2 separate regions of the Homo sapiens genome follow, and region 1 is linked to region 2. A link is an interaction called in ENCODE POLR2A ChIA-PET data of the cell type or tissue named here. Cell type or tissue: MCF 10A. All regions are shown on one strand. Links, peaks and the distances in the headings refer to the core of each region. The heading gives the core; the rest is flanking DNA.

Region 1 (15,414 bases), core at 4,769-12,768, 71 kb before region 2:
TAGGCCCTAATCTCTTCTGGCTTGTAGGGTTCCTGCCGAAAGGTTTGCTGTTAGCCTGATGAAGGTTCCCTTTGTGAGTGACCTTCCTCTTCTCTTTAGTTGCCTTTAATATTTTTTCTTTCATGTTGACCTTGGAGAATCTAATGCCTATGTGTCTTGGAGATAGTTATCTTGTATAGTATCTTACAGGGGCTCTCTGCATTTCCTGAATTTGAATGTTGGCCTCTCTAGTGAGGTTAGGGAAATTTTCATGAACAATATTCTCAAATATATTTTCCAAGTTGCTTGCCTTCTCTGTCTCTCTTTCAGGGATGCTAATGAGTCACAGATTTGATCTTTCTACATAATCTCAAATTTCTCAAAGGTTTTGTTCATTTTTTAATTTTTTAATTTTTTTTAAATCTGTGTCTTATTCAGTTGATTTCAGAACTGGTTTTTGAGCTCTGAGATTTGTTTCTCAGCTTGGTCTATTCTGCTGTTAATACTTGCAATTATATTATGAAATTCTTGTAGTGTTTTTCAGCTCTATCAACTCAGTTTGGTTCTTTGTTAAAATGGCTGTTTCACTTTTCATCTCTTGTATAGTTTTATTGGAATTTTTTTTTTTTTTGAGATGGAGTCTCGCTTTGTCACACAGGCTGGAGTGCAGTGGTGTGGTCTCAGCTCACTGCAAGCACTGCCTCCCAAGTTCACACCATTCTCCTGCCTTAGCCTCCCGAGTAGCTGGGACTACAGGCACCTGCCACCACACCCGGCTAATTTTTTTTTATTTTTAGTAGAGACAGGGTTTCACTATGTTAGCCAGGATGGTCTCGAGCTCCTGACCTCATGATCTGCCCGCCTCGGCCTCCCAAAGTGCTGGGATTACAGGTGGGAGCCACAGTGCCTGGTGACTTATTGGATTTTTAATATTCATTGGATTGGATTTCTACTTCCTCCTGAATCTCAATGATCTTCTTTCCTATTCAGATTCTTAATTCTATGTCTGTCATTTCTGCCATTTCAGCCAGTTAAGAACCGTTGCTGGGGAACTAGTGCAGTCGTTTGGAGGTAAGAAGGTGCTTTTTTAGTTGCCAGACTTCTTGCATTGGTTCTTTCTCATCTGTGTGGGCTGATGTTTCCTTAACCTTTGAAGCTGCAGTCCTTTGGATGGAGTTTTTTGCTTTTATATTCTTTGACATCCTTGAGGGTTTGATTGTGATATAAGGTGGGTTCAGCTGACTGGCTTTGTTTCTGGAAGATTTTAGGGGCCCAAGGCTCAGCTCAGCACTCCTGAGCTGTGTGTTCTAACCCTGTGGGGCTGGTACTAGGGCTCCAGCTTTGTTCTTTGGCCCCTTGAGATTAAGAACTTGCTGCGCTGGTAGGGGGTCGAAGTATTCCTGGCTAGGTGGCAACAAAACTCTGATGGAGAGTGCTGGCCAAAGTGCTTTGTTGTGGTGGTAATGACAGGATTTGTGCTCATGTGTATTTCAGCAGCAGCAGTGGCACAGGTGGGGCACTAGTGGGGGTGGGGTGGGGGCAGGGTGGTGGCATCCAGGCACATGCTCACACTGGCAGTGGGGTGGTGGAATGCACGCACACATATCCGTGGGAAAAGAGAAGTAGGTTCCACCCATGCAGACACACATGCAAAGCAGTGTGTGTATGTGTTGGCATGAGGGCAGGCATGGGCAAGTGTACACAGGTAAAGTGGCAGGGGGAGGCTGTGGTTCAGGGAGGCTTCAGGTGGGTGCATTTAGCATAGGTCAGTCTGCTGGAATTCTCCAATGGTTAAGAGTGCTCTGCCAGTGAAAGAGCTAAAATGAAGGCCCTCAGGAAGCACCCTGATTGGGCATCCAAGGCTATGCTGCAAGCAAGCACAGCAAGGCTGGGGCCCCAGAAGAAGCTGGTTGACAGTGGAGCACTCAGATTAGATTGGCCCCATCCCACAGGGAAGACTGCCCTGCTCGTCTAGGTCTGGCAGTCACCAAGAGGCAAAGCCACCCAGAGGAGCATGGCAAGCCCTGAAGGATGGGCCTCCCTGGCCATGCTCCACTGTAGCCATTCTCATGCCAAACCCTCTGGACTCCACACAAGCTAGAGTTCTGCCCCTGCCACCTCTCTGAACAGCTCTCCTTGCCAGCTCAAATGGGGGTCATGGGGTCTGCTGCACTAGAAGTCTGTAGGTCCGTGGTGAGAGTAAGCTGCTCCCCACCTGTTTAACTCACCCCTTCCCAAGGAACCACTGGGGGCCAGGAACAAGTCCTGGTGCTTGGCAGCCCTGTGCATGGTTCTCAGCTTCCTCTGCCTTCAGCCCGGGGTCTACGTCCTCCCTGCATTCACTCTCAATGCCTTATCTCCAAAGATCTGCTCAGAGTGTACCCAGTTTCCCTGATGGTCTGGTCTTTCGGCGGGAGATGCTCTTCCTGGCTGCGTCTAGTTGGCCATCTTCAGAAATAACTTTAATAAAATAAAAAAAAATTGAACTGTTGCCACTGCCCAGACTTAATCACCTTGGAAGTGGCAGTATCAGAAAATCTGGTCAACAGATCACCACAGTGGTGGTGATGGGGTAGACAGTTGGTAGCTTGGGTAAGGATATTTGCAGTTTTGAATGGGTGATCTTTTTAGCTTCTCAGAACTCACAATTTATCTGCCTGTGCAGAGTGGCTACTGCTGCTCAGAGCAGCAGGTGGAAGCAAAGAAATGAGTTCCATTTTATGAATGTTTGATGCTTTCTTCTCCATGTAGAGCTTACACTCAGGACATCAAGCAGCTGTAGAGAATTCTGGTTAGATTTTTAATCAAAGGAAGTATTGTGATTGAGTCTTTACGTAGGAGGCTGAGAATGTCATTTCCTCCTGGCTGAGTCTTGCACAAAGTGATATTTTGAGGGCAACTTGACACCCCTGGACAGCAACTGGGCTGGGCAGTGTCGCATACACACTCCTCTCTGCCTCTCCACACCAGATTCCCTCATGATGTTGCTAGTCTCGAGACAGTGGAACAAAGCAGTGTCTCAAAGAGAAGCCAAACGGAAATAAGGCAGTCACGGGGGCACCTGGGATGTGGTGAGAATAGTGAGAAAGAAAACATTTGGTGATCAAATTGGTCTCTTCCAGGGCTTGCTTCCATGTTTAGAGCTGCCCAGTGTCGTTATAAGGCAAAATGATTGACTGATGACCAAAGAGAAATTGATTCTGAAAAGATAGAGTGATAGCACAGTGCTTGACACAGACTAGTTGATTAATACATGGTTAATGAAGAGATATGAAAAGCAATTAGAGTTGGAAATAGTATATAAATTCTGTCATGTCTGGGTTTCAATTTCTTAAGGGTATTTTGAAATTATTTTTGAATGATTAAGTAAGAGGACTACAGTGGATTGAAAGTATGTGTTACCGGGGGTTAAAAGCTGCCTCTGAGTCCCAAAGAGGTTCTTCAAAGCCTTATCTATGTCTGGAGGGTGTTTTGATTTTTTTTCTTAGTTCACAACACATATTTTGAGGGTTTTTTTTTTATCTGAGTTTTCTTGAGTTCCTGTCTTCCTTAGTGACAACTAGATTCCAAATTACTGATGCTTTGTATGATTTGTAAATGATTGCTATTAATGAATAATAAATTCCATATTATGGAATAAACTGTGCCATTGTATTTAATTGCTTAAATTTATGTCTCTCTCTCTCTCTCTGTTTCTCTTTTTCTCTCCCTACATATTTATCTATCTACCTGCAAGTCCTTGACTTTACTGATTTGGCTTGTTTTCCTGATTTGAGTGTTCTGGCTCTCTAGAGGTCTTTCATAAGCATATTTGTTCTATACATGTATTTTCCTAGGAGCTGAGCTGAACTTAAAATTCTGGTTGTACAGACTACAAATCTTGATTAGTATATATAAGTAGACCATCTTAAATATACTTGTTGAATGTATAAGAAATATGGACAGGATTGTCACCATGCCAAATTAACATATTTTTCCATAAAAGAACTAAACCTACATTAATCAAAACTAGTTATCTCTTATAGACTAGAAAAGAGCTTCAACAGTGGTTTAAAAGAAAACAGAAGAAAGGATCACCATCAAGTCATCTGAGAATGACTTTACAGGTATTGTTTTGTTTATTTTTCACCGAAAACAGGGCTTTCAGATCAAATATACAATGCCCAGTTAAATTTGAATTTCGGATAAGCGACAACAACAACAAGAAAATGATTAGTGTAAATGTGTCCCAAATATTTTGTCATTGTTTATCTGAAATTCACATTTCATTTTATTTATTTATTTATTGAGACAAGGTCTTGCTTTGTGGCCCAGGCTGGAGCACAGTGGCATGATCAAGGCTCACTGCAGCTTTGAAATCCTGGGCTCAAGTAATCCTCCCATGTCAACTTCCTAAGTAGTTGGTACTACAGGTGTTCACTGCCATGCCCAGCTAATTTTTAAAAAAACTTTTTGTATAGATGGAGTCTCATTATGTTGCTCAGGCTCATCTTGAACTCCTGGGCTCAACCGATCCTCCAACCTCAGCCTTGCAAAGTGCCAGGATTACAGATGTGAACCACCTCACCCAGCCTTGAAATTAAAATCTAACTGGGGGTCCCGTATTTATATTTGCTAATCTGGCAACCCTACCTTAAAACTACTTAGTTTACAATCTTCAAGCATCCTTTAATTTTAATGCTTGTGAAACAGCTAATCTCTTGGCTAGAATGGCTTGATGTCCTCTGAGGCAATCTGATCATCAGGTGGAATCAGTAAGTACTTTACTTAACATCAAAGAGAAATACAATGGACTTAGAGAAAAAAAAGGGCAGAAAAATTAGCATAATTTATACAGCTTGGAAACTAGATAATGGATGAGATGCACTACAATACTACTAATCTATAAAATGGTTGATTATTCTTAGATCAAAAGGTTTTTATAAGGTCATGTCAGTGAAGTGGTGGAGTAAGGACCTTCCCAATATTCTCTCTTCCATAAAAACAATGAGAATGATTCAAACATTTATGCAATCAACTTTTTCAGAATTCTGGAAAATCAAAAGCTTTCAGCAATCTGGAGAATATTTATTCAAGAAAAGTGACTGAAACTCAGAAAGGGAGAGTTTGTGTCATTTTAACTTTTTCTATTTCCATTCCCACTTTTTGCAGCTCGAAGAAAGCCTTAAAAAGCAACAAGGCAGCCACAAGCCACAAAACCAACAAGCTGCAACAAATTTGTAATGATCACAGTGGAAACCAGCAGCCTGTCAGCCACTGGAAAGGTAGAATGTTACTGGGGCTCCTTCAAAACCCCATCCCCAGGGAATGGTCATTATTTAACCTGTCTCATAGGTCCCTGGAAGACCCCAATTGCAAGGTTGTCATTGTTTGACTTGAGTTGGAGCTCATGCAGTGAAAAGAGCCTTTTCTCTATGGGGGTTTATTAAAAACAATTAGAGGCAATTGTTTAACATCATGGCTGCCGGATGCAATCACCTTTGTAAAGATTATGACAGCAAAAGAAGTCTAGCATAGCTGACTCCATCTTGTTTCAAGCCTCACAGGCTGGCTGTCCTCACTTATTCCTAGGTGTGGGTCAAGCTAACCATGGGAGACATTTAGTTTATAGTTTAACTTTGCATCAAGGATGATAATAGTACCTCCCTAAAACTGACCTCCTCCTTAAAACTGAAACCACCTTTTTAAGACTAATGAAAGGCCACAAGATTAGGATTATGGTGAGGGGCAGAGCTGATTTCTGCTAAAATGTAGGTACAGTTAAATGATAACCAGCCATTTGTTCCCTAGCTTGCTTTTCTATAATGCATTACTGCTCAAGAGTCATGTGGCCAGATGTCACAAGATTTGTAGCTTCTACTTGGCCAGACCTGCAATTATTAAATTCCTTCTTTGCTTTATAAATCTGCTGTTCTGAGTGCATTCGCTTTTCTGGACAGCAGGCAAGAGGAACCCATTAGGTGATTACACTGAGGTAGTAGATAAACATGAGGGCAAAATAATAGAATAATGAAAAAACTTTAAAAAAGGAAAAGAAGGGGAATGAGATGTCCACAGGGGGCTTTGACATGCTGTGATAGATTCCTGGGAGTCTAGAAAGCAATACCAATAAAGCCGGGCACGGTGGCTCATGCTTGTAATCCCCAGCACTTTGGGAGGCCAAGGTGGGCAGATCATCTGAGGTTGGGAATTCGTGACCAGCCTGACCAACATGGAGAAACCCATCTCTACTAAAAATACAAAATTAGCCGGGCGTGGTGGTGCATGCCTGTAATCCCAGCTACTCAGGAAGGCTGAGGCAGGAGAATCACTTGAGTCTGAGAGGCAGAGATTGAGGATTGAGGTGAGCTGAGATTGTGCCACTGCACTCCAGCCTGGGCAACAAGAGCGAAACTCGGTCTCAAAAAAAAAAAAAAAAAAAAAAAGAAAGCAATACAAATGAGTAGAACTATATGCATGCCCAGGGCTGTGTACAAGTTCAGGAAAGAATTGAGAAGGCCCTGAACTCTCACCTCTGGCTGATCTTGAAACTATATTAGCAGGAAGTGAATGCTAAGTCAGAGTTGAAAACTGCCTGGCTGAGTGTTAAAGGCAAGTTCCAACATGCACATAGAGCTCCTTAGCAAAGACTGAGAGACTTACAAGTTCCAGTCAGTTAAGAAAATTGCAGTCCAACCATTACCTAACCATATTTCGCAATTGACAACTTATGTCTACATGTACAAATATGGACATAGATGTTCATAGCAGGTGGGAACAGTGGCTCACAGTTCCCCAATCTTAGCACTTTGGGAAGCCAACACAGGAGGAAAGCTTGAGACCAGGATTTCGAGGCTGCAATGAGCTATGGCCATGCCACTGCACTCCAGCCTGGGCAACAGAGTGAGAGCCTGTCTTAAATAAATAAATAAATAAATAAAATAACATGGGCTGGGCGCAGTGGCTTACACCTGTAATTCCAACACTTTGGGAGGCCGATCTGGGTGGATCACCTGAGGTCAGGAGTTTGAGAGCAGCCTGGCCAACATGGCAAAACCCCGTCTCTACTAAAAATACAAAAATTAGCTGGGCATGGTGGCGCACGCCTGTACCTGCTACTGGTAGGGGCCGAGGCAGGAGAATCACTTGAATCTGGGAGGTGGAGGTTGCACTGAGCCGAGATTGCGCCACTGCACTCCAGCCTGGGTGACAGAGCAAGACTCCATCTCTCAAAAAAAAAAAAAAAAAAAAAAAAAGCAAGAAAAGAAAAGGTCTTTATAAGAAAAAGGTCCCATCCACTCTTCTGTTCAGGAAGGATTAAATCCCATATACCTTCTAGGAGTGACCCTTAATATCTCACACATTCTTTGAGATATATAAACTTTTTTTTTTTTTTTTTGAGACGGGATCTCAGCCCAGGCTGGAGTACAATGGTGCTATCTCACCTCATTGGAGCCTCGACCTCCCAGGCTCAAGCAATCTTTCCATCTCAGTCCCCCGAGTATCTGGGACTACAGGTGCACACCACCATGCATGGCCAGTTTTTGTATTTTTGTAGAGATGGGGTTTTGCCATGTTGCCCAGGCTGATCTTGAACTCCTGAACTCAAGGAATCCTTTTGTGTTGGCCTCCCTAAGTGCTGGGATTACAGGTGTGAACTCACTGTGCCCCACTGTAACAACTTTTTTTCTTCATTAAGCATCCAGATGTCTTGAGTATTTTGAAGTCTCAAACATCCTCCCCCTACCCCACTCATATGAAGAGCATATGACCCAAATGAAGCCAGAAATTTGAATCTAGAACATAAAGACACACAGATAGAAGACTGGGGTTGATGGACACAGCACTGTGGCTCATGCCTGTAATCCCAATACTTTGGAAGGTTGAGGCAGGAGGATTGCTGGGCAATTTAGCGAAATCCTGTCTCTACAAAAAATAAATTTTAAAAAACTAGCCAGGCGTGGTGGCATGCACCTATAGTCCTAGTTGCTCAAGAAGCTGAGGCAAGAGATTTTCTTGAGCCCAGGAGTTCAGGGATGCAGTGAGGCATGATAGGGTTACTGCACTCCTGTCTGGGCAACAGAGCAAGAGCCTGTCTCAAAAAAAAAAGAAGACTGGATTGAGTCATTGAGTCATTTTCTTGGCAGCATCCAAAATGTACTGATTCAGGAATTTCTGGTACTGAAGCCCCTGGAGATCCCCTAGTCTGGTTCTTTTTGAGCCTGATTTGTTCTTTTTGTTGCTTGAATACTGTGTTTTCTTGTATTATTCCAATCAGTTCTTTATTGCTTAAATTAGTCAGAATCTATGTCTGTTGTTTGCAAGCAAAGGACCATAACTGAGATAAGTGACAATGTGAAAGTGGTGCTGTGTTCTGGGCCAGATTCTTTTGAGCTGAGCCTGCTTGCAGACTGTGGGATGACCCAATGCTCCCACAATTTTCTTTAGTAATTCTGCTGTGCAACCTCTGATCTTACTGTGTACAATATGCTGAAATACCACTTGTCCCTCACTTGGTGCAAAAACATTACATTATGTATTATGTTCACATTTGTTTTTTTCTTATGAGTCTGTGTGGATAAAAGTAGTGGTATTGATGCCCATAAGAAACCATTTTGATCATAAAAGTAAATAACATCCTTCAGTTATAAAGTGACCATTCAAATGATCCAAAATATGCTTCTATTAATTTTGACATTATCATTGAATGAAAGCACATGGCTTTAAAAAAAAACAATTTGTGGCAAAGGATTTTCAGATCCTTAAAGGTAGATTGGAGAAATCTTGCCCTGGGTATTAGAGACTATTGTGATACATCTATTTTTCTTAGTTCACAGACTTCATCTTTCTCCCTGATACCTCAGTGATGATCAGGTCCAGGTTTAACAAATGTGTAGCTGAGCGTCATATGTTTAAAAAATTAACATGCAAGGACATGAGCAGAAAATTCACAAAAAGGGAAGTCCAAATAAATGGTCAATAAATACAGGAAAATATGTTTAGTCTCAGTAGTGAGCAAAGATGTTTAATGTATTAGTCAGGATGGTGTAGATAATGCTGCCATAACGCTCAACCCTAAGTCTCAGTGGCTTACAACAAAGAAGTCATATTTTTTGTTCATACTCATCATGCCTTACTTAGAGTCTTTATTCCATGTTGTTCTATCAAACTGAACAGAGTATGTTTATGTTAATCAATTATGGGACCCAGGCCATTTTCTGAAACATTGTTGGTAATCAATTGCAGAAGTGAAAGAGAACTCTGAAAGGTCTTGCTCAACCCAGAAGTGACACATACCATTGCTATTCACAACTCAATGACCAGACCAGGTCACATGGCCCCGCTTAACCTCAAGGGCCATAAAATTAAATCTCTTTTTTGTTTGTTTTTGTTTCTGAGACAGAGTCTCGCTCTGTTGCCCAGGCTGGAGTGCAGTGGTGTGATCTCGGCTCACTGCAAACTCAGCCACCCAGGTTCAAGCGATTCTCGTGCCTCAGCCTCCCTAGTAGCTGGGACTACAAGCATGTGCCACCACGCCCAGCTAATTTTTTTTGTATTTTTAGTAGAAAGGGGGTTTTGCCATGTTGCCCAGGCTGGTCTCAAACTCCTGAGCTCAGGCAATCTGCCTGCTTTAGCCTCCCAAAGTGCTAGGATTACAAGTATGAGCCACCATGCCCAGCTCATAAAATTAAATCTTATCATGTGCTTGGGGGGAGCATTAATGACTATAACATACAATCAAAACAATAAGTTATTATTTTTCAGCTACCAGATTGGCAACTTTAAAAAAATAGCTAAAACGTTTTTTAAACAAAAAAGTTAAAATATAGAGACGGGGGCCGGGCGCGGTGGTTCACGCCTGTAATCCCAGCACTTTGGGAGGCCGAGGCAGGTGGATCATGAGGTTATGAGTTCAAGACCAGCCTGGCCAAGATGGTGAAACCCCATCTCTACTAAAACTACAAAAATTAGCTGGGTGCAGTGGCAGGCGCCTGTAATCCCAGCTACTCAGGAGGCTGAGGCAGGAGAATCGCTTGAACCTGGGTGGCGGACGTTGCAGTGAGCGGAGATCACGCCATTGCACTCCAGCCTGGGCAACAAGAGCAAAAACTCTGTCTCAAAAAAAAAAAAAAAAAAAAAAAAAAAAATATATATATATATATATATATATGGAATGAGAGAGAGAGATGGGGTCTCCGTATGTTGCCTAGGCTGATCTGAAACTCCTGGACTCAAGGGATCCTCCCACCTCAGCCTCCCAAAGTGTTGGGATTATAGATGTAAGCCACTGCACCCAGCCCAGCTAAAATCTTGTCTCATCAAATGTGTATAAACATCTATAAATTGGGAATGAAAGTTTATACGTAATTTCTGGGGGCAATTTGACAGTATACACAAATGCATATGCACACACACACACACAGAGTGCATACTCTTTACCCTGCAATTCCATTTCTAGGAATTCAACCTAAGGAGATATTTATACAATTGTGGAAAGATAAGTTTACAAAAGCATTTATTGAAGCATTTTATATAACAGTTGAAAATGGATACAACCCAGCCGGGCGCGGTGGCTCATGCCTGTAATCTCAGCACTTTGGAAGGCCGAGGTGGGTGAATCACCTAAGGTCAGGAGTTCGAGACCAGCCTGGCCAACATGGTGAAACCTCATCTCTACTAAAAATAGAAAAATTAGCCAGGTGTGATGGCGCATGCCTGTAATCCCAGCTACTTGGGAGCCTGAGGCAGGAGAGTCGCTTGAACCCAGGAGGCAGAGGTTGCAGTGAGCTGAGATCACGCCACTGCACTCCAGCCTGGGCGACAGTGAGACTCTGTCTCAAAAAAAAAAAAAAAAAGAAGAAAATGGATACAACCCATAAATGCAACAGTAGAGTAATGACCAAACAGCTTGTGCCATATCTGTTAGATTAAATATTATGGAGCCATTAAAATTATGCTAGCAAAGGCTGAGCATGGTGGCTTACACCTGTAATCCCAGCAGTTTGGGAGGCCGAGGTGAGCAGATCACTCACTTGAGGTCAGGAGTTCAAGACCAGCCTGGCCAAGATGGTGAAACCTCATTTCTACTAAAAATACAAAAATTAGTGCATGGTGGCAGGCACCTGTAATCCCAGCTACTCGGAAGGCTGAAGCAGGAGAAACCCTTGAACAGAGGTCGAGTCGGAAGGCTGAAGCAGGAGAAACCCTTGAACAGAGGTCGAGGTGCCTCAAGAAACCCTTGAGGCAGTGAGCCGAGATCGTGCCACTGCACTCCAGCCACAGCAACAGAGTAAGATGCTGTCACCCCCACAACACACACAAAAAGAATTATGCTAACAAAGTGATATGTTTATTCTATAATTTTAAATGCCAAAGCAGTCTAGCAGTCTATGTGCATTCAGTGTAACTTCTTGCTGCACTCTGCAAGTGCAAGTGAAAAAAAGCACCAAGGAGTTCTCCCTAATTGATTCTTTCCTGATAATTGGAGGTTATCACAATTCATTCAACAGAATCTGTACATTCACAATTAAGAACCTCAACCAGGACTGCCCTTCCATGGGTAACACATTGTGCTATTTTATAGCTCAGCTCTCCACCATCCACAGAAGCTACCCTGGGAGCAAGATGGTGGGCGTTGTCTCTTCACAGAGTGCTTCCACTTTCCTAGAAGCTCATTTATGCTCAAGACTAGGAAATAAATAAAAGTACTGACTCTGTTCTTCACAATCCTTTTTATGGTTGAGTTTTCCTTCCCCAAAGAACCATCTCCTGTTTTCTATGGATTAGCAAAGTGCCCTGATCTTCTCATGCTGATTCATTTCCTCCCTTCCTTCCTGCCTCCCTCCCTCCTTTCCTCCCTCCCTTCCTTTTTCGTTTCCTTCAAAGAAACATTTATGAGCAGTTTAAGTCTCAGGCACTATGTCCAGTGCTAGGAATGCTCCCAATGAACAAGACACTATCTCTGTTCCCATGGAGCATATTATTTCTTGGAGAAAAGAAGGAAAACAGCAATTGCAATATATCCCTGTGGCAAACACTTCTGAAATGGCCCAAATGATCACTGCTTCCTGGTATTCATGTCCTTGTGTGATCCCCCTCTCCTGAGTGTTGACTCAACTTATGACTTGCTATTAACAAATAGAATATGGTAGAGTGATAGGATGTCATTTTGAGATTAGGTAATAAAAAGACTCACTTCCATCATGGGTCCCCACTCCCCAGCGCTTGCTCTGGGGGAAGCAAGCTGCCATGTGCTCCACCAATATGTTACACGACTGGTGTCATTTGTCAGAAAGGGAAGGTAATTGTAAAACTAATCACAACGAAAGCAAAACAGTGTTATTAAATCCTAATAAGACAGGATTGTCTACTGAAAGCTCTGAGCCTAAGGCTTCCTTGCACCTTCTCTCTCTGTCATTCTTTAGAAGAGAAGTGGTTTAATTTGTGCAGCACCAATAAAAAACAAAAAACAAACAAACAAAAAAAGAGAAGTGGTTAAAAGAAAAAAAAAAGTAGCAGTACCAAATCAAAATTTTCTTCTTGATGTAATCAGAAGGATTAAAGAGAATTTGGAAAGAAATCACAGGATAACTATTTTAGCTATTGCTGTGTCTATATACTACTAAAACTCATCTCATTTGTGAGGCACTTTGAAAACACTGGCCTACACTAACCAGCCAAGACCCTCAGCCACAAAGATGGATTTTTTATTTGTCAAGGAAAGCTTCCTTCTTAGCCAGAGTAAGCTGCTTTTTCAAACCAGACCTAAGACAATAGTTCTGTACCTGAATGCATGGCACAGTACTATTCCATGAATTTTTATGGTGTGTTGACAAATTTTAATCAGTATATAAATTTGACATCCCCCTTCCAGCTGAGGATACACATTTTTATGTATGTGTGACAGAAGGCTCTATAGAGTGAGTTGGGAAAAGTGTATCCCACTCTCCATCCTTATTAGTCAGGGTTCTCTAGGGGGACAGGACTAATAGGATAAATGTATAAATGAAACGGAGTTTATGAAGGAGTATTGACTCACACGATCACAAGGTGAGTCCCACAATAGACTGTCTGCAAGCTGAAGAGCAAGGAAGCCAGTCCAAGTCCCAAAACCTCAAAAGTAGGGAAGCTGACAATGAAGTCTTCAGTTTGTAGCCGAAAGCCTGAGAGCCCCTGGCAAACCACTGGTGTAAGTCCAAGAGTCCAAAAGCCAAAGAAGTTAGAGTCTGATGTTCGAGGGCAGGAAGCATCCAGCATGGGAGAAAGATGGAGGCCAGTCTAGCCATTCCATGTTCTTCTGCCTGCCTTTTTTTTTTTTTTTTTGGAGACTGAGTCTCACTCTATTGCCCAGACTGGAGTGCAGTGGTGCGATCTCGGCTCACTTCAACCTCCGTCCCCCGGATTCAAGTGATTCTCCTGCCTCAGCCTTACGAGTAGCTGGGATTACAAGTGCCCACCACCATGCCTGGCTAATTTTTGTATATTTACTACAGACGGGGTTTCAGCATGTTGGTCAGGCTGGTCTTTAACTGACCTCAGGTGATCTGCCCACCTTGGCCTCCCAAAGTGCTGGGATTACAGGCAAGAGCCACTGTGCCCAGCCCTTCTACTTGCTTTATCCTAGCCATGCTGTCAGCTGATTAGATGGTGCCCACCCAGATTGATGGCGGGTCTGTCTCTCCCAGTCCACTGACTCAAATATTAATCTCCTTTGGCAACACCCTCACAGAGGCACCCAGGAACAATACTTTGCATCCTTCAATCCAATCAAGTTGACACTCAGTATTAACCGTCACACCATCCTTAAGAAATATCACCTTTCTAAACTACTTTAAATTTCATATGGAACCAAAAAGAGCCCGTATAGCCAAGACAATCTTAAGCAAAAACAACAAAGCTGGAGGCATCATGATACCTGACTTCAAACTGTACTACAAGGCTACAGTAACCAAAACAGCATGATACCGGTACCAAAACAGATATATAGAACAATGGAACAGAACAGAGACCTCAGAAAAACACCACACATCTACAACCATCTGATCTTTGACAAACCTGACAAAAACAAGCAATGGAGAAGGATTCCCTATTAAGTAAATGGTGCTGGGAAAACAGGCTAGCCCTATGCAGAAAACAGGAACTGGACCCCTTCCTTATACCTTATACAAAAATTAACTTAAATGTAAAACCTAAAACCATAAAAACCCTAGAAGAAAACCTAGGCAATACCATTCAGGATGTAGGCATGGGTAAAGACTTTATGACTAAAACACCAAAAACAATGGCAACAGAAACCAAAATTGACAAATGGGATCTAATTAAACTAAAAAGCTTCTGCACAGCAAAAGAAACTATTATCAGAGTAAACAGGCAACCTACAGAATGGGAGAAAATTTTTGCAATCTTTCCTTCTGACAAAGGTCTAATATCCAGAATCTACAAGGAACTTAAACAAATTCACAAGAAAAAACAACCCCATCAAAAAGTGGGCAAAGGATATGAACAGACACTTCTCAAAAGAAGACATTTATGTGGCCAACAAACATATGAAAAAAAGCTCATTGTCACTGGTCATTAGAGAAATGCAAATCAAAACCACAGTGAGATATCATCTCACGCCAGTTAGAATGGCAATTATTAAAAAGTCAGGAAACCACAGATGTTGGCGAGGCTGTGGAGAAATAGGAATACTTTTACACTGTTGGTGGGAGTGTAAATTAGTTCACCCATTGTGGAAGACAGTGTGGCAATTCCTCAAGGATCTAGAACCAGAAATACAATTTGACCCAGCAATTCCATTACTGGGTATATATCCAAAGGATTATATGTCATTCTACTATAAAGACACATGCACACGTATATTTATTACAGCACTGTTTACAATAGTAAAGACTTGGAACCAACCCAAATGCCCATCAATGATAGACTGGATAAGGAAAATGTGGCACACATACACCATGGAATACCATGCAGCCATAAAAAAGAATGAGTTCATGTCCTTTGGAGGGACATGGATGAAGCTGGAAGCCATCATTCTCAGCAAACTAACACAGGAACAGAAAACCAAACACTGCCTGTTCTCACTCATAAGTGGGAGTTGAACAATGAGAACACATGGACACAGGGAGGGGAGCATCACACACCGGGGCCTTTTGGGGTGTGGGGGTTAAGGGGAGGGGGAGCATTAGGACAAATACCTAATGCATGCAGGGCTTAAACCTAGATGATGGGTTGATAAGAGCAGCAAAACACCATGGCACATGTATACCTGTGTAACAAAACTGCACATTCTACACATGTATCCCAGAAGTTAAAGTCAAATTAAAAAAAAAAAAAAAAAACAGAAAGCAAAACAAAAAGCAACTCCCAAACCAGCAAAAATAAATAACATATTATTTAAGAGAAAAAAAAAAAGAAAGAAAAGAAATATCACCTTTCTATGGGAACAGTGAACTG
Region 2 (15,414 bases), core at 3,700-11,699:
GGCTGAATAATATTTCATTGTGGATGTATATACTACCTTTTGTTTATCCATTCATCCGTTGACAGACATTGGATTATTTACATGTTTTAGCTATTGTGAATAATGCTGCTATGAACATTGGTGTGCAAATATCTGTTTTAGTTCATTTAGGTTTTAATTTTTGTTTGTTTGTTTGTTTGGAGACAGTCTCACTCTGTCACCCAGGCTGGAGCGCAGTGGTGTGATCTCAGTGCACTGCAACTTCCGCCTCCTGGGTTCAAGTGATTCTCCTGCCTCAGCCTCCCAAGTAGCTGGGATAACAGGTGCCCATCACCATGCCTGGTTAATAGTTCATTTAGGTTTTAACTGAAGTTCTTGATAAATGAGGATATTATTGACTAAGCTGGAGAACATAGTGAGGAAAGTAAACTTTTTCCTAGGATGGTAAAGTGTTGAGATGAATGAAGAGTTTGGTTTGGTTACAATGCTTTGAGAAATCCATTGCTTGATTTCTTAGTAAACAACTACAAATGTGGATGTAGAGGTATAGAGTGCTATATTAGGTCTCTTTTATCGTCCAGGTGAGAGATGATTGCAACATGAATTAAGGTAGTGGCCAAGGAGATGGAGAAAGGGGGATAGATTCAAAATTTAAGTGGGCAGTTGAATTAACTTGGTGATTGGATGTGAAGGTTAAGGAATAGAGACAAGTAAGAGTGATGCCTTGGATTTAGGCAAAATGAGTGTGTGATGGTTCTATAATCTGAGATGGAGAATGTAGATGGGTGAAAGCTTTGAGCAAAGATAAATGAATTTGGTTTTGAATAAGCTGACTTTGTGGTGCTCTCAAGGCATTCAATTAGATATATTTGGCAGGACAGGAAAATATGAATTGGAAACTCAGCAAAGGTCTGGATTAAAGTTAGTGTTTTATTATTTTCAGCAATGGTGTTAATGAAAATTAAGGGAGTAAATGAATTTACCTAAAGAGTATGTGATAAGCTAAGAGGTCAAGTATGAAAACTCCCTGGGAACCCCTCAATTACTTTACATGAATTTTTTTTCATGAAATAGTATTTGTTATTTGCAAAGATAACTTCTCGCTTTATCTATATGTTACGTTTTTAGCTCTTAATAGTAGAAAAGGGTTAGTGAGAGCCCTTTGTCTATCCATTTAGTATAAGGCTTGCATAATGTATTTAAAGCATTGTTCTTAAGGTCTGCATATAGTAAATGGCTTTTCAAACTTTTTGTGAAAATCTTTCTAATTTGTTTTTATGGTGGGATGCAGATGAAATAGAGTAACAAAATCAGTGTTGAAAGTTACATTTTATTTAATTTTTTTTTTATTTTGAGACAGAGTCTAGCTCTGTCACCCAGGCTGGAGTGCAGTGGCGCAATCTTGGCTCACTGCAAGCTCCACCTCCTGGGTTCATGCCATTCTCCTGCCTCAGCCTCCCCAGTAGCTGGGACTACAGGCGCCCGCCACTATGCCCGGCTAACCTTTTTTGTGTTTTTAGTAGAGACGGGGTTTCACCGTGTTAGCCAGGATGGTCTCGATCTCCTGACCTCGTGATCCGCCCGCCTCGGCCTCCCAGAGTGCTGGAATTACAGGCGTGAGCCACTGCACCCGGCCCCTAAAGTTACATTTTATAAGAAATCCTTATAGATAGCTTATAAATCCCCAAGGTTTTGAGTTGTATATTATTTAATTTCTAATACTTGTATCCTTTCCAGTTTTAGAAAGAATTTTGCTTAAAGAAAATTAGCCAGGGCCAGGCATGATGACTCATGCCTGTAATCTCAGCCCTTTGAGAGGCTGAGGCAGGTGGATTGCTTGCGCCTAAGAATTTGAGACCAGCCTGGGCAACATGGCAAAACCCCGTCTCTATAAAAAAAATACAAAAATTAGTCAGGTGTGGTGGCATGTGCCTATAGTCCCAGCTACTCAGGATGCTGAGGTGGGAGGATATCTTGAACCCAGGAGGCAGAGGTTGCAATGAGCCGAGATTACACCACTGCACTCCAGCCTAGGTGACAGAGTAAGACCCTGTCTCAGAAAAAAAAAAAAAAGAAAAGAAAAGAAAAGAAAATTAGCCAGGTGTGGTGGCACTCATCTGTAGTCCTAGCTACTCAGTAGGCTGAGGCGGGAGGATGGCTTGAGCCCAGGAAATTTGAGGCTACGATGAGCCATGATTGTGCCACTGCACTTCAGCCTGGGTCACAGAGTGAGATTTTGCCTATTAAAAATATATATATATATATGTCTAAATTATACTCAGTAAACAACTAGTCTGCAATAGATAAATCATTTATTTCAAAAAAGTTTTAGGTTGTTAAAACTTCTGTGACAGTGATATTTCTTTTTAAGATATTGCATAAGTAAACAATAACATTTTTTCTCCCAGTAAAGTGCTGTTCTTTCTCAAATTTGTGTTTGCTTCTTTGATAGTTTTTTGCAGAGATTAATGCGGTTTTATACTGATCTTGTAGTATGAATTTGTTTTTATTACCAGCAGTCTAGGATATCCTGTTTATTGCAGACATCTGTTCTTTTTTTTTTGAGACAGAGTCTCTCTGTCACCTAAGCTGGAGTGCAGTGGCGTGATGTCGGCTCACTGCAACCTCGGTCTCCCGGGTTCAAGCGATTCTCCTGCCCTGGGCTCCCCAGGGGATTACAGGTGTGTGCCACCACGCTCAGCTTTGTGTGTGTGTGTGTGTGTGTATTTTTAGTAGAGATGGGGTTTCACCATGTTGGCCAGGCTGGTCTTTAACTCCTGACCTCAAATGATCCGCACGCCTTGGCCTCCCATTGTTGGGATTACAGGTGTGAGCTACCACACCCAGCCAACATCTGTTCTTATTTGAAGTAAATACTTGGAATACTATGTATTTTTTTCATAATTTCAAATATTGATGTAATATTGTTATAATAAGAAATATATATTTGGTCTTTTTTCTTGTTTCTGGCATGGAGCTCCTAAAACTTGGAATTCCTTGAGTGATGGAGGTGAAAGGAATGTCATTTGTCATTCATAATAAGTACCTTTTGGCAATACCTGAGTTTATGCTAATAAGGTGATATTGATGGGCCCCTAGATAGCTTCAGGTTGGGGACTTGTTGCCATAGACACTAGCCACAAGATTAAGGCTATGGAACTTTCGACCCTACCCTCTGACCTTCAGGCATAGAGAGGGGCTAGAGATTGAGTTAATCACCAATGGCCAATGACTTAGTCAATCATGCTTACATAATGGAACCTCTGTAAAAACTTTAAACAGTGATTTTGGAGATCTTCCTGGTTGTCGAATGCATTCATGTGCTGGGAGGGTGATGTATCTCTAAATTCATGGGGACAGAAGCTCCTGTGCTTGGGAGCCCTGCAGACCTTCCCTTACATACTGTTTCATCTGGCTGTTTATTTGTATCCTTTAAGATATCTTTTAGAGTAAACATAAGTAAAATGTTTCCCTGAGTTCTTTGAGCTGCTATAGCAAATTATCAAACCTGAGGAGGGGAGTTGTGAGGGTTCCCGACATGTAGCCAAAGTAGACAAAAGTGTGGGTAACCTGGGGACCTTTTATTTGCTATTGGTGTTAGAAGGGGAGGGCAGTCTTAAGGGACTGATCCCTTAGTCTGTGAGGTCTGTGCTAATTCCAGATAGTGTCAGAATTCAATTAAATTGTGGGACATACAGTTGGTGGCTGCAGAGAATTGGTGTGGAAAACTCAAACATTTGTTCAGAAGTATAGTGAATAGAGAAATAGTTTTGTTGTAGCTGGTTTTCCTTTAGTTGGTCTGTTTGGTTGTAGCTACTTAAACATTAATGGTGAGTGTTTGATAATTAGAATTCTCTGGATCTTTTTGTCAAGGCCAAATGGTTTTTTAAAAATCGGAAAACTTTTGGCCAGGCATGGTGGCTCACGCCTGTAATCCCAGCACTTTGGGAGGCTGAGGCTGGCAGATCACCTGAGGTCAGGAGTTCAAGACCAGCCTGACCAACATGGAGAAACCCCGTCTCTACTAAAAATACAAAATTAGCCGGGGTGGTGGTGCATGCCTGTAATCCCAGCTACTCAGGAGGCTGAGGCAGGAGAATCGCTTGAACCCGGGAGGCGGGGGTTGTGGTGAGCTGAGATTGCACCATTGCACTCCAGTCTGGGCAGCAAGAGAGAAACTCCGTCTCAAAAAAAAAAAAATCAGAAAACTTTAAAAAGTAATATGACAACACTAACAAAAAATTATGGGTGGAAGTAGGTGGGTGGTTAATAAAATCATCTTAACACAAATCTCATCTATTCAGTAATATGAGGGGGAAAAGTAGCAACAAAAAAATCATCCTAACATAAAACTCATTGGTCTTATATGATTACCTTTTAATCTCTTTATGTGTATGTATTTTTATGTAATTGAAGTCATAATATATACAAATGTTGTATTTACCTCTTTGACAAATTCAGGATTTATATCATATACATTCTTTTCTTTCTTTTTGTTTTTTCTTTTTTTAATTTCTCACAATAGATGTATCATATATCATATGCATTCTCATTTTTCTTTTTTTTTTGAGATGGAGTTTTGCTTTTGTTGCCCAGGCTGGAGTGTAATGGTGCTATCTCAGCTCACCACAACCTTCGCCTCCTGGGTTCAAGTGATTCTCCTGCCTCAGCCTCTCGAGTAGCTGGGACTACAGGCACGTGCCACCACGCCTGGCTAATTTTTATATTTTTAGTGGAGATGGGGTTTCTCCTTGTTGGTCAGGCTGGTCTCAAACTCCCGACCTCAGGTGATCTGCCTGCCTCAGCCTCCCAAAGTGCTGGGATTACAGGCGTGAGCTACCGCTTCCGACTGCATTCTCATTTTTCTACATAACCTTCATGCTTTTATAACCTACACACTTATCCCATTAATTGTCAAGACTGTTGAACAGGCCGGGCGCGGTGGCTCATGCCTGTAATCCCAGCACTTTGGGAGGCCGAGGTGGGCGGATCACGAGGTCAGGAGATTGAGACCATCCTGGCTAACACGGTGAAACCCTGTCTCTACTAAAAAATACAAAAAAAATTAGCCGGGTGTGGTGGCGGGTGCCTGTAACCCCAGCTACTTGGGAGGCTGAGGCAGGAGAATGGTGTGAACCCGGGAGGCGGAGCTTGCAGTAAGTCAAGATCGCGCCGCTGCACTCCAGCCTGGGTGACAGAGCGAGACTCCGTCTCAAAAAAAAAAAAAAAAGACTGTTGAACAGTTACGTCGTAGTTTAGTTAACAGTTTCTTCATTTTGAACATATAGGTTGCTTATGATTTATAAGCTGTTACAAATAATGCTTTGGTTGGAATGCCCTCTCATCTCTACCTGGAAAAGCTCTGCTCAAACTTTGGGCCTAAACAGTGTGTGGCAGGATTTACAGCCTTTTTTTTTTTTTTTTTTAAGACAGAATTTCGCCCTGTTGCCCAGGCTGGAGTGCAGTGGCACAATCTTGACTCACTACAACCTCTGCCTCCCAGGTTCAAATGATTCTACTGCCTCAGCGTCCTGAGTAGCTTGGATTACAAGCGCCCGCCACCACACCCAGCTAATTTTTGTGTTTTTAGTAGAGACGGGGTTTCACCCTGTTGGCCAGGCTGGTCTCGAACTCCTGACCTCGTGTTATGCCCACTTTGGCCTCCCAAACTTCTGGGATTACAGGCGTGAGCCATCGCACCCGGCCGGATTTACAGCTTTTTAAAGAGTTTCTATTCATTGCAAGGGATAGTTGCCTTGCCCCGCTTACTAAGTTCTCACAGTGGGCCTGGCTTCTTGTTACCTTGCGCATCCAGGGCGTTTTTGGTTCTTATTACTGAACTTAGCTGCCTCTACCTGTTTTAGGTTCCAGAATCCTGGATACTCTATGTTTCCATTTTATTTTTGGTCCATTGTGTACCTTGTTTTTAAGATTGGTTCCATCTTAATAATATTTGAAATTCTTTTTTTTGTGGAGACAAGGTCTTACTCTGTTGCCCAGGGTGGAGTAAAGTGGCATAATCACAGTTCACTGCAGCGTTGACTTCCTGGGCTCAAGTGATCCTCCCACCTGGACCTCCCAAAGTGGTGGGATTACAGATGTGAACCATTGTGCCCAGCCTATCACTTTAAATTTTTAGCATAAATCATTCCAATCCCATTCTTTTTGCAAAATAAAACTTTTATAAGTGAAAAAGTTAGAATGCTTTATATGCTTTATTTAGGGTTAGTGTTATTGTTTTTGGGCTTCTCCTTGAAATAAAGGAATTTTAGTGGCTTAAAAATAGAATAAGAATGAAGGCTGGGTGCGGTGGCTCATGCCTGTAATCCCAGCACCTTAGGAGGCTGAGGTGGGCGGATCATCTGATGTCAGGAGTTTGTGACCAGATTGACCAACATGGAAAAACCCCGTTTCTACTAAAAATACAAAAAATTAGCTGGGCATGGTGGCGTGCACCTGTAGTCCCAGCTACTTGGGAGGCTGAGGCAGGAGAATCGCCTGAACCTGGGAGGCAGAGGTTGCAGTGAGCCAAGATAATGCCATTGCACTCCCGCTTGGGCAACAAGAGTGAAACTCCGTCTCAAAAAAAAAAAAACAAGAAGTTCTTAGATAATTTAACAGCAATCATGAGGAGTATATTTAAAATATGGACATCAAAAACCCCTGACTTGTGAGGGTTTCCTTGTTTTTTTCTCTGTTTACTCCCCATGCCTCTTGGGCTTTACTTAGGTATATTTACTAGGATTATTGTAGGCAAATTTGAGAAAGGGTATTTTTGGTGATGATAATAGGTTTATGTAGAAGTACCTTATTTCAGGTGGCCATGGTGGCTCACACCTGTAATCCCAGCACTTTGGGAGGGTGAGGCAGGAGAATCACTGGAGCCCATAGGTTTGAGATGAGCCTAGGCAACATACAGAGACCTCATCTTTACAAAAATAAAAAAAAGTACAATATTTCTTTGAATTGCTTACTTCGGCTCAGTCAAGGAAAACCTTGGTGAAAAGCCATCTGGCATCTGGAAAAATAAAGGAAACAGAAATGAGGAAAATACAGTTCTTTGGAAGTATAACTTCCTGTTTCCAGTGTCTTTCATTGTTCTTAATACCATCGTAGTGTGAAGTTATTGAAATGTTAATGAATCAAAAATGAATTTCTAGTTTTATAGAACGGTTCTTTATATTAAATATCCAGTTTAGGCTGGACGTGTTGGCTCGCGCCTGTAATCCCAGCACTTTGGGAGGCTGAGGTGGGCGGATCAGTTGAGGTCAGGATTTAGAGACCAGCCTGGCCAACATGGTGAAACCCTGTCTCTACTAAAAATACAAAAATTAGCTGGACGTGGTGGCGGGCACCTGTAATTCCAGCTACTGGGGAGGCTGAGGCAGGATAATCACTTGAACCTGGGAGGCAGAGGTTGCAGTGAGCCAAGATCACACCATTGTACCCCAGCCTGGGTGACAGAGTGAGACTGTGCCTCAAAAAAATAAAACAAGACAAAAAAAAAAAACAACTACAAAAAAAAATTTAAATGCTCTTTTAAAACATTTTCGCCATTTACTTTTTGCCACATCCATGAGTGTATCATTAAATCCAGAGCTGGCTTTTATTTATTTATAAATTCATGTCTCAATTATATTATTTTGGGAAAGAATTTTGCTTTGGTGTTTGCAGAACTGTAGCTGATATTAAAACAAGAAAATTTTGTGGGCATTAAATGTAAAAAAAAAAACACACAGTAAAGACATACTCTGGATAAATTTAGACAGTTTTAGAATGTTAGATTTTGGGAAAGTTTAAAGGGACTGTAGAGACTGAGGCCTGCTCTTCCATACTATACTAGGAAATCTGAGATTCCCTAGGCTAAGAACAACTTGAGGACTTTATTTCTGAAGGCCATTGAATGCCTTTAGATAAGTCGAGGGGAGAAATCTGAAATGAGTATATCTCCTGTATCAGTGATAGCTAAGGATACGTCATTGGAAACAGTCAGGGTGCTAACTACCATTTTAAAAATATCATTTGACTTTTGGTCCCTTTTGTTGTGATTCCTTGTTTCTGCAAAGCTGGCTAGGATCAGCATAGTAGGTTTTAAAAAAAAAGTCCTCAGTGACAGACTTTAGGAATCTCCAGTCTCCCAAACATGTCACTAAAGACTTGAACGTTCATCACCAAATACTCAAGATGTGGAAGATAAATTCCACCCAAGGGAGAATGGAAGTTCACCCTCTGAAGAGAAGTTTGGAATCATTATCAGAGCCATTGGAGGAGACACCCAAGAGTCATGTGGCTGAGGTTTCACAATATCCTGCTGTGCCTCCAGTCCAGAAAAGAAAGCTAGATCAACTTCCAAAAAAGCATAGGCATTTTAGGAAGATTGTAAGGACAAAGAAAATGAGAACGAGCAAGAGGAAGGAGAAAGTAGAGGCCCACTGCACCCTCTCCCCTAATTCTTCCAACACCTTTTGTCCCACTACAAAGTGAAGAGACCAGATTAAAAGCTGACCCTATTCAGTGCCCAGGAAGATGATCCTAACTTTCCCAATGAGGACAGATTACAGTGTCAGCAGGATGAATGTGCCTGTGTAATGCATCAGGAATGTCAAATCCAGCCCTCTGAGCTCTCAGTGACTCAGGAACCCAGGCCTTCTGCCATGACATCCTTGGCATCACTGCTTTGATTATTTCACAAGCTTTGTCTGCTTGTCTAGAAAGTGGAAACCTCCCAGAAGAAGGGTCAGCGACCACGCTGAGGCAGGAGGTAGTGCTCAGGCTCCAAGACCTGGCAATAAAGTGCAGCCTCTCTAAAGCCTGTAGCAAATTGAAGTTAGGCTGAAGTGAGATTTGATCTAGATTGGTGGTATCTAAAATTCATGTTTATTTCACTCATGTATTCAGTTGGCTTAACCTTCTCTGACTTCTCTGAGGATGAAAGCCTTACAATTTCATCATTTCGGGTAGTGGGTACTGTCTCCTGGTATCGACAACCAAATGGAGACCCCTCATATCCAGCTCCTCTCATTTTTTTTTTTTTTTTGCCTTTGGCCAGAGATTCATTTTGCATTCTTCATCTTTAGTACTTTATTGAAATTCTGCCACTTTCTACCTGTTTTGGATAAGCCTTGGTGTGGTGGTTGCTACTATTCTTGGACAGGATACAGTTATTGCCTCCTCCATCTCTAAACAATGTTTGTGGTTTTTTTTTTTTTTTTCACTCATGAGTAAGATACCTGTCTCTTTCTGAAGTGTGCCTCTGATGTTCTCTAGCCATCTTTATTGAAACATAGGCTGGATGCAGTGGCTCATGCCTGTAATCTCAGCACTTTGGGAGGATGAAGTGGGAGAAGGATCACTTGAGCCTAGGAGTTCAAGACCAGCCTGGGCAACATTCTGAGACCCCTGTCTCTAAAAAAAAAAAAAAAAAAAAAAAAAAAAGGGAAAAAAAGGAAAAAAAAAAGAAGACATAGTTACACAAGTAATGTTCCTTCTTCTTTTTTTTTTTTGAGATGGAGTCTCGCTCTGTCACCCAGGCTGGAGTGCGGTGGCACGATCTCGGCTCACTGCAACTTCTGTCTCCCAGGTCCAAGCAATTCTCCTGCCTCAGCCTCCCGAATAGCTGGGATTACAGGTGTGCACCACCATGCCCAGCTAATTTTTGTATTTTTAGTAGAGATGAGGTTTCACCATATTGGCCAGGCTGGTCTCAAACTCCTAACCTGAAGTGATCCACCCACCTCAGCCTCCCAAAGTGCTGAGATTACAGGCGTGAGCCATTTCACCCAGCCATAATGTTCCTTCTTTGTCATTCTTTAGTTGACAGAACCTCACAGAACCCTGAGTTCTTCTGAGAATCCTAAAGAACATAAGTACTTTAAAAAAGGTTCAAGATCATTTTATTTCCCCTTTGTCATGGCATGCTAGGTTAATACTCTATCCAGAATATAAAATAAAAGTTTAATCTTATACCCTTCTTTGAGGAAGTATGTTTGAGAAGAGTTTGGGAATTTCTCTGTAGCTTTAATTACTGGTTGTTATTTTGTACTTGTTCTAGTTTCCTGATTTATATAAAAATTATACAAGTATATAGGCATACTTGTATATAGGCATATCTTGGAGATATTGCGGGCTTGGTTCTAGATCACTGCAATAAAACAAGTATCGCAATAAAACGAGTCACATAAATTCTTTGGTTTCACAGTGCATATAAAAATTATATTCACGGCATACTGTAGTCTATTAAGTGTGCAATAGCATTATGTCTAATAGATACTTTAATTAAAAAATATTTTATTGCTGTAAAATGCCAACAATCGTTTGAGCCTTCAGTGATTTGTAATCTTTTTTCTTTGATGAGACAGAGTCTCGCTCTGTCATCCGGTCTATAATGCAATGGTGTGATCATAGCTCGCTGCATTTTTGAATTCCTGGGCTTAAGTGATCCTCCTGCCTCAGCCTTCCTATTGTCACTGGTAGAGGGTCGTGACTGCAAGTTGTCCAGATTCTTGGCGTTTTGAATAAAGAATTGGACAAAACGCCCAGCAAAGCAAAGAAAGAATGAAGCAACAAAAGAACGAAAGCAGAGATTTATTGGAAACGAAAGTACACTCCACAGTGTGGGAGTGGGCCTGAGCAGCAGCTCAAGGGCCTGGATACAGCATCTTCTTGGGTCCAAATACCCCCTAGACGTTTCTGATTAGCCACTTCACGCTCACCTCATGTAAATGAAGTGGTAACCCACATTCAGTCTGATTGGTTGCAGAAAACAGCCAACCAGAGGCTGAAGTAAAGTTACAAAGGTCACACTCCTGTGCAAACATCTGATTGGTTGCAAAAGGCAACCAATCAGAGCCTAGGGTAAAGCTACACAGTTATACTTCTATGCAAATGAAGACTTGCCCACAATCAGTCTGATTTGTTGTGGATAGCCAATTTCCCATCTGTGCAGAAAAGGTCAAAGGAAAGGTCAAAGGGAGTAGCCTGTGGTCCTTTTGTTACTTAGGTGTGGAAAGTTAGGGTTTTCCTTTCAATTTAGTTCTAGGAAGTTGCCATGAAACAGCCTTAGTTTCCTTGCCTCCAGACCCTATTCTCCTGCCTCACTGGTAGCTGGGACTACAGGTGAACGCCACCACGCCTTGCTGATTTTTGTATTTTTTTGGTAGAGATGGGGTCTCATTATGTTGCCCAGAGTGGTCTCAAATGCCTAGCCTCAAGCGATCCTCCTTCTTTGGCCTCCCAAAGCACTAGGATTACAAATGTGGGCCATCTTGCCCAGCTAGTCATAATCTTTTTGCTTGTGGAAGGTTTTGCCTCTATACTGATAGCTGCTGACTGACCAGGGTGGAGGTTTCTGAAGGTTGGGATAGCTGTGTCAATTTCTTTTTTTTTCTTTTTTTCTTTTCTTTCAGTGGTGCGATCTTGGCTCACTGCAACCTCCACCTCCCGGATTCAAGCGATTCTCCTGCCTCCCTCCTGAGTAGCTGGGATTACAGGCACGCACCACCACGCCTGGCTAATTTTTGTATTTTTAGTAGTGACGGAGTTTCACCATGTTGGTCAGGCTGGAGTTGTGGCATTTCTTAAAATAAAACAACAATGAAGTTTGCTGTTTTGCTTTGATTAACTCTTCTTTTCATGAAAGATTTCCCTGTAGCATGCTGTTTGATAGCATCTTACCCACAGTAGAACTTCCTTCAAAACTTGAGTCAATCCTCCGAAAAGCTGCTGATGCTTTATCAACTAAATTTATGGAATATTCTAAATTCTTTGTTGTCATTTCAACAGTGTTCACAGCATCTTCTCCAGTAGCAGATTTCATCTCAAGGAACCACCTTCTTTGCTCATCCCTAAGAAGCCATTCCTCCTCCATTAAAGTTTTATTGTGAAAATTATCAGTCATGCCAGGCGCGATGGCTCACACCTGTAATCCCGGCACTTTGGGAGGCCGAAGTGGGTGGATCACGAGGTGAAGAGATCGAGACCATCCTGGCCAACATGGTGAAACCCTGTCTCTACTAAAAATACAAAAATTAGCTGGGCGTGGTGGCACGTACCTGTAGTCCCAGCTACTCGGGAGGCTGAGGCAGGAGAATCGCTTGAACCTGGGAGGTGGAGGTTGCAGTGAGCTGAGATCACACCACTGCACTCCAGCCTGGTGACAGAGCAAAAGTCCGTCTCAAGAAAAAAAAAAAAAAGAAAATTATCAGTCGCATCTTCAGGCTCCACTTTTAATTCTAGTTGTCTTGCTGATTCCACCGTATCTGTTCTACTGGAGTCTTGAACCCCTCACAGTCATTATGAAGGTTGGAATCAACTTCTAAACTCTTGTTAGTGTTGATATTTTGACTTCCTCCCATGAATCACAAATGTTCTTAATCACATCTAGAATGGTGACCTTTTTAGAAGGTTTTCCACACACTCTGCCCAGATCTGTCAGAGGAGTCACTATCTATGGTAGTTATAGCCTTACAAAATATATTTCTTAAATAATAAGACTTGAAAGTCAAAATTACTCCTTGATCCATAGGCTGCGGAATGGATGTTATATTAATAGGCATGAAAACAACATTAAACTCCTTGTATGCCTCCAGGAGAGCTCTTGGGTGACCAGGTGAATTGTCAATGAACAGTGATATTTTTGAAAGGATTTTTTTTTTTTTTTCCAGTGGCAGCTCTTAATAGTGGGCTTAAAATATTCAGTCATCCAGCCAGGCACAGTGGCTCACACCTGTAATCCCTGCACTTTGGGAGGCTGAGGCGGGTGGATCATGAGGTCAGGAGATCGAGACCATCCTGGCTAACACGGTGAAACCCTGTCTCTACTAAAAATACAAAAAAACAATTAGGCGGCCTTGGTGGCAGGCACCTGTAGTCCCAGCTACTCTGAGGCAGGAGACTGAGGCGGGAGAATGGCATGTACTTGGGAGGCGGAGCTTGCAGTGAGCTGAGATCGGGCCACTGCACTCCAGCCTGGGCGACAGAGTGAGACTCCGTCTCAAAAAAAAAAAAAAAAAAAAAAAAAAAAAAAAAAAAAAAATTCAGTGATCCATGTGGTAAACAGATGTGCTATTAATTAGGCTTTCTTGTTCTATGTATAGAGCGCAGAGTAGCATTAGCGTAATTCTTAAGGGTCCTAGGAATTTCAGAACGGTATAAATGATCATTGGCTTGAACTTAAAAGTCATCAGCTGCATTAACCCCTAACAAGAATTACCCTGTTCTTTGAAGCTTGGAATTCGAAGCTTGGAAGCCCAGTATTGATTTCTCTTCTCTAGCTATAGTAGTTACAGATGACATCTTCCAATAGAAGGCTGTTTTTTTCTGAATTGAAAATCTGTTACTTAATATAGATATCTTCATCAATTATCTTAGCTAGATCTTCTGGATAACTTGCTGCAGCTTCTCCATGATCACTTGCTGCTTCACTTTGCATTATTATGTTATGGAGACAGCTTCTTTCCTTAAATCCCATGAACCAACCTCTGCTACCTTCAAACATTTCTTCTGCAGCTTCCTCATCTCTGTCAGCCTTCGTACAATTGAAGGGCCTTTCTCTGAATTAGGCTTTGGTTTAAGGGAACGTTAATGGCTGGTTTGAACTTATATCCATGTCACTAAAACATTCTCAGCAATTTGTGCTCTTATCATTTGTGTGTTCACTGGAGTAGCACTTTTAATTTCCCCAGGAACTTTTTCTTTGCATTCACATTTGGCTGTTTGGCACAAAGGCCTAGCTTTTAGTCTGTTTCAGCTTTCCACATGCCTTCCTCATTAAGCTTAATCATTTCTAGCTTTTGATTTAAAGTGAGAAATGAGCAGCTCTTCTTTTCACTTGAACACTTAGAGGCCATTATAGGGTTATTAATTGGCCTAATTTTAATATGGTTGTGTCTCAAGGAATAGGGAGGCTCAAGGAGAAGGGAGAGAGACTGGGAAATGGCCAGTGAGTGGAGCAGTCAGAACACACACAACATTTATCAATTAAGTTGGCCATCTTATATGGGTATGGGTTGTAGTGCCTCAAAACAATTGCAGTAGTAACTTCAAAGATCATTGATCACAGGTCACCATAACAGATATGATAATAATAAAAAAGCTTGAAATATTATGATAATTACCAAAATGTGACACAGAGATACAAAGTGAGCACATGCTTTTGAAGAAATGGCAGGAATAGACTTGCTTGATGGCAGAGTTGACACAAACTTTCAATATCTAAAAAGCGCCACATCTGCAAAGTGCAATAAAGAGACACACAATAAAATGAGATATGCCTGTAAATAAATGTGCAAAGTATCTGCATGAGGAAAAAAAAAGGAATGCTGGCTATTAAACTGGAGGTTTGCTTATCTTTAACATAAAACATTTTTTTCAAGATAAAAGCAATTCAAGTATGGATCTAAAATTCTGAAAAAAAAAGTAGCAAAATGAAAACTGAAAAAAATAAAAATGAAGATTCCTGTCTTGCTACAGAAATCATTATTTGAATTTTGGAATATTTCTTTTTAATCTTTTTTCTTATATCAGTAGTTTTTATATATAATTTAAATCATACTGTGTATATTTTTCCATTGTATATAGTTTTTATAATCATTTTGATGAATATAGCATTATGAATTCATCCTTATTTGGATTTAGGTTGAACATTTAGTAGTGATGTACAGGATGTTCACATGTTGAGGCAAATATGTAGTGAGGTGTTTTGAATCTTGGGTGATTGAGGGGCATTTCAGTGGAGATGTCTAACAGAGAAGCAGTATTGGTTAGTGATTAAGAGCCACACTGCTCTAATTAAAATCCCTTCTTTCATTTATTACCCATCTGACCTTGGGCAATTTACTTAGTCTCTATGCCTTGGTTCCCTCATTTGTAAAGTGTGGATAATGCTAGCATATACCATATATATTTTTGATGAGTATTATTGAGTCAGTTTTTGTGCTCTAAATCTCTTTTTACCCAGTGTTTTACTAGGTTTCAGATTCATCCAAAAAGCAATTTGATATAAAAGTAACACCTAGATTTTAATGAATGATAATGCTAAGTGATAAATGGTACAGGGGGAAAAGACCTTTAACCCTCCAAAATGTGTCTCTGATGGTGTCATATCAAGTATTGGAGCTGGATGGTAATGATTGGTTTGAGTGGTAGGTGATGGGGACTTGATAACTTGGGCTGCATTGGTCTTTTTTGCACCACTTGAATCACTGTAGTTTTAGTTTGTGTAGAAAAGAGACTATTGCCGGCTGGGCGCTGTGGCTCATGCCTGTAATCACAGCACTTTGGGAGGCCAAGGTGGGGGGATCACTTGAGGTCAGGAGTTCGAGAACAGCCTGGCCAACATGGTGAAACCCCGTTTCCACTAAAAATACAAAAAAAATTTAGCTGCACATGGTGGCATGTGCCTGTAGTCCCAGCTACTCAAAAAAAAATTAGCTGGAC

Evidence for each region. Peaks named below come from ENCODE experiments on the same cell type or tissue, not always from the same donor. Only the 100,000 strongest peaks of a DNase experiment are listed, where the experiment ranks them.
Region 1: POLR2A ChIA-PET joins it to region 2 with 13 read pairs; 3 of 35 experiments call an interaction of 5 or more read pairs at or near these places.

Annotation. Positions count from the first base shown.
Region 1 is chr12:92,965,001-92,980,414 of GRCh38, reverse strand. No RefSeq gene overlaps it. Among named protein-coding and RNA genes, the nearest start is that of LINC02413, 18 kb to the left of the region's middle. RefSeq lists enhancers at 6,401-6,670, 9,054-9,103, 9,584-9,653 and a silencer at 6,556-6,756. In MCF 10A, for the core only: no CTCF peak of the experiment used is centred there; DNase peaks (open chromatin) are centred at 6,614, 8,014 and 9,264.
Region 2 is chr12:92,892,732-92,908,145 of GRCh38, reverse strand. The region is part of intron 1 of EEA1 (early endosome antigen 1); the gene reads left to right. Among named protein-coding and RNA genes, the nearest start is that of EEA1, 29 kb to the left of the region's middle. In MCF 10A, for the core only: no CTCF peak of the experiment used is centred there; DNase peaks (open chromatin) are centred at 8,285 and 8,615.